Linked DNA regions of Homo sapiens: region 2 is linked to region 1. A link is an interaction called in ENCODE POLR2A ChIA-PET data of the cell type or tissue named here. Cell type or tissue: GM12878. All regions are shown on one strand. Links, peaks and the distances in the headings refer to the core of each region. The heading gives the core; the rest is flanking DNA.

Region 1 (4,399 bases), core at 146-4,145:
AAAAAAAAAAAAAAAAAAAAAGGAATTCTAGGCATTTTGAAGAGTGCCTCATTTTTCAAAGGAGAAACCCTCAATTTACAACTCTGCAACATGGGGCATCTCACAACTCATTTTACTCACTGGAGTTTTCTTTCCTTTAATACCCTCATCTAATTTTTTTTTTTTTTTTTTGAGACAGGGTCTTGCTCTGTCACCCAGGCTGAAATGCAGTGTCATGATCATAGCTCACTGTAACCTCTGCTTCCTGGGTTCAAGTGGTCCTCCCACCTCAGCCTCCCAGGTAGCTGGGACCAGAGTTGCATGCCACCACACCCAGCTAATTTTTGTATTTTTTGTAAAGACGGGGTTTCACCCTGTTCCCCAGGCTGATCTCAAACTCCTGGACTCAAGCAATCTGCCCACCTTGGTCTCCCCGATCCCTCTCAATCTTAGGGATCAGCCGCTAAAGGAATACTGTTTTGGTTGAATTTTGCAATCCCTGGGGTGGAGATGAAAGGGTTGGATGGGAAGGGCAAATCTAAGTCAAATAATCGACACAGTCTTTGCTATAGCTATTTCTTCCTATAATTGAAATGAGTGAGTTTTTACTTTTCCCAAAGAACAATTAAAGGAATAGAAAAGCACTAAAATAGTCATTAGTAGATTTGTAAATACTCCCTGTGGTAGGAAAAAAGAACATTTCTGCCATAGATTAATTCCTGTAGTCAGCAAATAGTTATTGAATATTCTCTGTGTGCTGCTCATTGTCCGTAGGTACTGAGGGCACAGCAGTGAGCAAGATTGACAACATTCTGTCCTTGTAGAGTTGATGTTCTAGTAGGGAGAGACTGAAACAATAAACAAGATTATTTTAGATAGTGGAAAGTGCTACGTAGAAAACAAAATAGGGTAATGTGATGGTGGGGATGGGTAATTAGTTTAGATGGAGTGGTCAGGGAAGGCCTCTCAGAGGAGGTACCCTTTGAGCAGAGTCCTGAATAAAAGTGTGTCAGTCAACAAATATTAGTATAGTTATTATATGACTCAGTCATGTAACTCTTACATATATACCCAAGAGAAATGAAAACCTATGCTCATACAAAAACTTGTACACAAATGTTCATAGCAATATTATTCATAATTGTCAAAAAGTGGAAACAACCTAAATGTTCATCAACCAATTAGTGGATAAACAAAATGTGGTATAACCGTACAATGGAATATTATTCCACTACAAAATGGAATGAAGTTGTGCTATAACATGACCTTTGAAACCATTATGCCAGTTGAAATAAACCAGTCACAAAAGGCCATGTATTGTATGATTCCATTTATATGAAATTTCCGGAATAGACAAATTTATGGAGACAGGTAACACATTCATGGTTGGTGAGGAGAAGAGGAATAAGGGGTAATAGCTAAAAGATCTGGGGGTTCTTTTTGGGGTGAAGAAAAGTGTGAAATTAGATAGTGATGATGATTTCACAACTTTGAATATATTAGAAACCATGGGTTTATATACTTTCAAATTGGTGAATTTTATTGTATGTGAATTATATTTCAATAAAGAAATATAAAAATTGGATCATGGGCTGGGCACGGTGGCTCACGCCTGTAATCCCAGCACTTTGTGAGGCCGAGATGGGTGGATCACCTGAGGTCAGGAGTTCAAGACCAGCCTGGCCAACATGGTGAAACCCTGTCTCTACTAAAAATACAAAAATTAGCTGGGCTTGGTGGCTGGCACCTGTAATCCCAGCAACTCAGGAGGCTGAGGCAAGAGAATTGCTTGAACCCAGGAGGCAGAGGTTGCAGTGAGCCAAGATCATGTCACTGCACTCCAACCTGAGCAACACAGCAAGACTCCGTCAAAAAAAAAAAAAAGGATCAGATCATGAATGCCTGAGAAACAGTACTTTGCTACTCATTTCACAGTGACAGAAAAAACATTAAAAAAAAAAAGAGTGAGTCAGTCATATGGTGATGTGAGGGAAAGGGGTTTTAGGCAGAGAGAACAACAAGTGCAAAGGCCCTGACGGTGGGGAGAGCTTGGTTTATTTGAGGAACAGAAAGCAGCTGGGTATGGCTGCTGTTGAGCAAGTGAGGGAGAGGGTGATGAAAGATAAGGTGGGAGAAGTAGGTAAAGACCAGAAAGTATAGGGTTTTTTACACCATTTTAATGAGTTTGGATTTTTTTCTCAACATAGTGAGAAAGCATTGGAGAGTTTCAAGCAAGGGAATTACATGATCTGGTTTAAAAATGTTTAAGATTCCTCTGACTGCCAGGTGGAGAATAGTTTGTGAAGTGGGATAAAAGTAGAGGTGGGTAGAGAAGCTACTGCAGTAGAGAAGCAGGTGGTGTCGGTAGCCTGGACGAAGGAGGTAACAGAGGAGATGGGGAGAAGCAGGTGGATTCAGGACATACTTGGGAGGCAGAATCATCAGGACACACTGACATAGAGTGTGAGGTGGGAGGGAGGGAAAAAGAGAAATTGGGTATAACTTCTAGATTTTTGGTATGAATTACAAATAAATAATTGTTCTTGTTTCAGATATCTTTAGAGCTCTTTTTGGCTATGTGAAAACTTAAGACTGTATCTAGTTATAACTCAGGAATGCAATATGTAGGTCTGTCCTTGTTTCTTTAGTTACTCATTCAGTACTATATTGCAGTTTCACCCTTTGCTCTCTCAAATAATCCAACCTCCATCAATAGCTGTGTGATCATAATAATGAACGGTCTTTTAATCTTAATTTTACACTTCATTGTTATTATGTTATTATTTCCTCCTGCTATTTTCTCTTGCTGCCTACTTATAAACGTGGACTTTCCAGAACATTCTTCACAGAACTTTCTGTGAAGGCCACTGCCTGACCACTTGTGTCTGCCAGTGAGTTCAGCAACGCAGGGTTCCAAGGAGCTACATCAGGCCATTTTTCCTGGGAGTTGCCCATGGCTTTCATCTGTGGTTTTCAATTACTTTTGCTATTCCTCTTTCCATCAGCATAGCTAATTAAGTTGGCTCCAAGTCTCTGGTAAAAAGGTTTTATAATGAAGAAGGAAAATCTGGTCAACTTATTTCATACAATTCAGCTAAAAGGCTGTACACCAGTCACTTAATAAGGTCACGATAATGTATTTTTTCTCTTGTATGCATTTCAGTTTTATAAAGCGTCGGTTTCTAAATTGCTTTTTAAATTAATGAATATTTCTAAATACAACAGACTTCTTGTGAAGAAATCAAGTCAGTAGCATTAACTTAATCTTTGATTTTATTAGTTGTACAGAATCATGCAGTTTCTCATTAAGCTACTTAGAAGGTGCTCACCTTTCTTTCGGGCACTGTTTATCTAAGTCTTGAAAGAGACCCTTTTGCACTCAATGTGTCTGAAATGTGTTTCATTACTTTTCCCTCAAGCCTGATTTCCCCTGTGCCTTCTGTTCTAATAAACAGCACTCCCATCCAACCAATCAACTGAGTCAGAAACCTCCCCCTCATCTCGCACATTTGATCAGTTGCTAAGTCTTTTCACCTACCTCCTAAATGTCCCACTCGTGTGCCCAGCTGTCCATTTCCATTCATCTCCAATGCCACTGCTCTGGCTCAGGCCTCTCTTTTACCTGGAATATTGCAATAGTGTCCTGACAAGCCCCCTCTTCTATTAGTCATCTTCCTCCCCAAGCCATTCTTCCTGCTGCTGTCACAGTGACTTTTCTAAATGCAAATCTGATTTTTAATCTCCTGCCTAAAAGCTTTCAATGGCTCCCTATAGCTTGTTGGATAACATCCAAACCCTTAGCACAGCACACACAGCCTTCCAATATTTGTACTTTGCTCACTTTTCCAACATCACCTTCAACATAGGGAACATAGATATTTCTTATGCTCTAGGTAACTGAGTTACTTACAGCGCCCCTAAATATGTTATGAGTTTTATGTCCCATTGACTTGGTAGATGTTGTTTCTCTGCCCAGAAAAACGCTTTCCTTTTCCTCCTAACCTTATCCCCCAGCAAACTCCTATTCTCTTTCAAGACCAAGCTCCAATGTCTTCTCTGTGAAACTTTCTGAGATCCAATCCTTGGCTCTCATAGAGACTAGGTGCTTAATGAATGCTGATGAACAGGTAAGTGCATAAATTAAAGGTAGCTCATGGGATCAAGGGTGGGCAATATGGCATAAAGGGTTATGAATGAGGACTTCAGGGCATTGAAGGATGTGAGAAGTTCAGCCAGAGAGGTTGGATTAGCGATAGGAAGAGGAGGAAACTTGCAGAGAACAGAGGAATGGACAAAGACAGGTTTATGGTTTCCCTGGTTCAGGGTGACTTTCTTATACTTATTTCTTTCACAAAGTGAAACATGGTTACTACTGAGCTGAAGTTGCTGAAAGAGGAAAGTCACTGAGATAGGCCTTTTA
Region 2 (4,399 bases), core at 297-4,296, 100 kb after region 1:
AGTCCTGTCCATGATACCATCCTCAATAGCAAGTTATAAAGACTTGTCACTATGGACAGCATGAAAGGCCACATCTGTCTGGAAGCCCGCATCCCAAAAAAGAAACTATCAGTGCTCATTATTAATCTGGAGTTGTGTTGAACGTGGTGGCCCACACCTGTAATCCCAGCACTTTGGGAAGCCAAGGCAGCAGCATTGTTTGAGCCTAGGAGTTCGAGACCAGCCTGGGCAACAAAGTGAGACACTGTCTCTACCAAAAATAGAAAAAAATTAGCCAGGCATGGTGGCACATACCTGTAGTCCCAGCTACTTGTGAGACTGAGGTGGGAGAATCACTTGATCCCTCAAGTGAGGTTCACTGAGGCTGCAATGAGCTGTGATTGTGCCATTGCCCTCCGGCCTGGGTGACACAGCAACATCCAGTCTCAATAATAATAATAATAATAATAATTTGGCATGGTGTTTCACAGGCTGAGTACTGGGGATCTTATATCAAATCCACTCATGATTGCCAAAATGATATTGATAGAGTAATACATTTGAATGTAGTTTTGTTGTTGTTGTTTTGTTTTTGTTTGTTTGTTTGTTTTTGAGACAGAGTTTCACTGTTGTCGCCCAGGTTGGAGTGGAAGGGTGTGATCTCAGCTCACTGCAACCTCCACCTCCCGGGTTCAAGTGATTCTTCTGCCTCAGCACCCCCAGTAGCTGGGATTACAGGTGTGCGCCACCACACCTGGATAATTTTTGTATTATTAATAGAGATGGGGTTTCACCATGTTGGCCAGGCTGGTATCGAACTCCTGACCTCAAGTGATCCACCCGCCTCGGCCTCCCAAAGTGCTGGGATTACAGGCATGAGCCACTGTGCCTGGCCTGAATGTGGTTCTAACGTGGGCACCTTGTTAAATTGGGACTGCATTGTGGAAACAGGCCAGGTAATTTTTTAAAAAACAAATCAAGCCACTGGACAGAGTTTTGGGACATAAAACTTTTTTTTTTTTTTTTTAATGGAGTCTTGCTCTGTCACCCGGCTGGTGTGCAGTGGTGCGATCTCGGCTCACTGCAACCTCTGCCTCCCGGGTTCAAGTGATTCTCCTGCCTCAGACTCCCGAGTAGCTGGGACTACAGGCGCCTGCCACCACACCTGGCTAATTTTTTGTATTTTTAATAGAGACATGGTTTCACCTTGTTAGCAAGGATGGTCTCGATCTCCTGACCTCGTGATCTGCCTGCCTCAGCCTCCCAAAGTGTTGGGATTACAGGCATGAGCCACTGCGCCCAGCCAGGACATAGAACTTCTAAAGGCAGAACTTCGTAATTAAAGATTTGAGTGTTTATTTGTTTAATGTCTGCTTTTCTCATTCACCACAGTATCCACAGAGCCTGATGTAGAGTAGTGTTCAGTAAATATTTGCTGAATAAATAAAGCATTGATTGCTGCCATGGTCCTTTATAGTCTGACCTGTGCCTATCTTTCCAGCTCCATCTCACCATGCTCTGTCTGGATCTCTGGACTCCAATCATAGTGATCTTATTTTCATCCCTTGCATGCACCATCCTTTCTATTCTAAAAGAACGTATGCTGTTCCCTTTGCTCCGAATAGTTATTCTATTGCCTAATAAAGCAACTCACTTGTCAGATCTCAGGTCAAGTTTTAGGTTCACGTTTCTCAGGGAAGACAACCATGAGCTCCATAACTAGAGCCATCCTCCTCTTATAAGCTTTCGTAGGATCTAGCATAGGTACAGGTTTAAGTTTGTTCGTGTGATTATTTGGCTGATGTTTATCCGTATCCCTATCTGATTAGATTGTAAGTTACGTGAAGGCAGGGACTAGATCTGTTTTCACTCTGCATCATAGATCACAGCACAATGCCTGGGGCATAAGTGCTTCACAATTATGTGTTAAATGAAGGAGAGAATAAACGAAGTTCACCGTTCCCTTGTCATCTAAGGCATCTACTACTATTTGGGATAGGAGAGGAAAGGTATTAAATGACCCATTGTTTATTCTTACATTTATTGAATTGTCCTCATTCCTTATATTCTCCTCCCTAATGTATTTGCTTTCTGTGGTTACTCAGCGTAAGTGGCCTTTAGAACCCTGATAGACTAGGATCATTATTTGGAGCAGAGGTGGGCAAATAATGACCCACGGGCCAGCCCACTGCCTGTTTTTGTAAATAAAGTTTTATTAGCTATGCCCATTCATTTACACATTGCTGATGAGTGTTTTCGCCCCATGGCAGCAGAGTTGAGTAGTCACAACAGACATTGTCTGGTCTGTAAAGTCTAAAATATCTCCCATAGGGTCTTTTATAGAAAAAGTTTGCCAACTCCTGATTTACGAAAATGTATGGGTTTTTTGAAAGCCTTGTATCTGTGTTTCCAGTATGTTTCTGGACTTCCTAGTTATAAACTTAAAATGATCACTGTGTATGAGGGCTTGACACAAATGATATTGAGTAACTGTTAGTCTTTCCACCTTTTTCACATAAGAAGATGTTCTTTGATTTGCAGCCAGAGTTGCCTTTTTTAGACTCTGCAAACTTTGAGTCCCTTGTGCAATAATAGCTAATACTTATTGAGCATTTTCAATTTACCAGGTTCAGTTCTAAGCACCTTACATGAATTACCTCGTTTATTCCTCAAAACTCCTCTGTGGTATACATTTATTATTATTGCTTTACACATGAAGACAGTAAGGAACAGAGAGGTTGTACAGCATGCCAGTGTCACACAGCTTGTGGAAGTTCCTGAGCAGGAATTTGATTTGAGCGCTCTGACCTCTGACTCCAGACAAGACCTATGCTCTTAACCATTCCACTATCCTGTTTGCATGAAGCCTTTACTTCAAAAGTGCCATCTTATTTCTGATTTCTAAATACAAAGACAGTTTATGTGCCATTGTTTCCAAGTGAGACCACTTAAAGTTTTGCGGTTGGGGGTAAGATATAGAAAGGTTATTAAAATCTCAATGCTTGCCAGAGTGCCAGATACACACACAAAAAATCAATCAACAAATGTCTTTTTTGTTGTTAAAAGTGTGATGATGTCAAGGAGGAAGAGGATGAAGACAAAGACATCTCTACTAGGAGTTTTGTCTCATCCTAGGTCATTGCCAATGAATGAGGACATAGTTCCAGGTATTGGTTATAGTACTTAGGGATCTGGCTCCCTCTGAGCCTGGAAGAAGTAGTAGAAATATCTGAATATTTTAACTATTTATTCCTTGTAAACAAAAGAAGATAGAAGCAGGCAGTAATTAATTAACTATAAAAATAAATCAATAAGTTATACTCCATAGAGTTTAAAAAGAATAATACATTTCATGAAATGAAATGTGACTGCAAAATCTGACCTATTTTATTCAGTTTTCTGATGTGATTTAACAGACTTCATCAGAACAGTTCTATCACAACTACACCCACAACAATTGCTTAGCTCTATTTTTTTCTTTCTATTTTTTTTCATTTTTCTTATGAGCTCTGGCTAGTTCAGTAGTATACTTATGTTCCTTTGTTCTTTTATTCAACAGCTATTTATCATATGCCTACTATGTGCCAGCCTATATTATAAGTGCTAAGTATACAGCAGAGGAACAAACCAAACAAAAATATCCTGTTCTTATAAAACTTACACTCTTATTGGGAGGAAAACTGAAAAACAAATATTGGGTGTCAAGTGGTGATTAGTGCTATGCAAAATAATAAAGCAAACCTAAGAGGAGGGAAACAGACACATGGGTGGCAAGTGATAGGGGTATGTGCTACTTTAGATAGGAGTATTTAGGGTAGTTAAATAGGGTAGTTAGAGAAGGCCTCTGCATCATATCTTAGGCCGTTGAGACTCAAATGAAATGAAGGATGTCAGGAGGGATTGATCGCATTCTGAGTGAATAGCAGCAATACAAAGGCCTTTGTATAAGACAGTGCTTGGGTTATTCAAGGAACAGCGAGAAGTCCAAAAAGGCTAAAGCAGAGTGAGGGAAAGTCAAGGATGAGGTCAAAAACATAGTTGGGAACTAGATAACGTAGGGCCCAGTGGGCTAAGTCAAGACCTTTGAATTCACATTATGATAAAAAGTAATCTAGGTTTTTACATTTTTTGTTGCAGAGTTTCCATTTGTAAACTGGAACATTGATTAATACAACTGCTTATTTAGACATTTTGATACTAACTTTGTAGTGGTAGAAGCAGCTAGCTAGAAAAATAGAACAGGAATTAATACATCAATTGTGTAACAAAGTTATATCAAGACAGACCAGCTCTTGGTGGACGGCTTCCTTTTTGGTATGATAATGTCTGACATTTAAAAAATGCTTTCAGATCTGTGATCTCATCACACTCTCATAACAACCCCAAGAGATAGGGGGGACAGTTGGTATTACTGATATTG

Evidence for each region. Peaks named below come from ENCODE experiments on the same cell type or tissue, not always from the same donor. Only the 100,000 strongest peaks of a DNase experiment are listed, where the experiment ranks them.
Region 2: POLR2A ChIA-PET joins it to region 1 with 6 read pairs; 2 of 35 experiments call an interaction of 5 or more read pairs at or near these places.

What each region holds. Positions count from the first base shown.
Region 1 is chrX:109,878,439-109,882,837 of GRCh38, reverse strand. No RefSeq gene overlaps it. Among named protein-coding and RNA genes, the nearest start is that of TMEM164, 120 kb to the left of the region's middle. RefSeq lists an enhancer at 1,862-1,941. In GM12878, for the core only: no CTCF peak of the experiment used is centred there; a DNase peak (open chromatin) is centred at 2,017.
Region 2 is chrX:109,774,973-109,779,371 of GRCh38, reverse strand. No RefSeq gene overlaps it. Among named protein-coding and RNA genes, the nearest start is that of ACSL4, 44 kb to the right of the region's middle. In GM12878, for the core only: no CTCF peak of the experiment used is centred there; no DNase peak of the experiment used is centred there.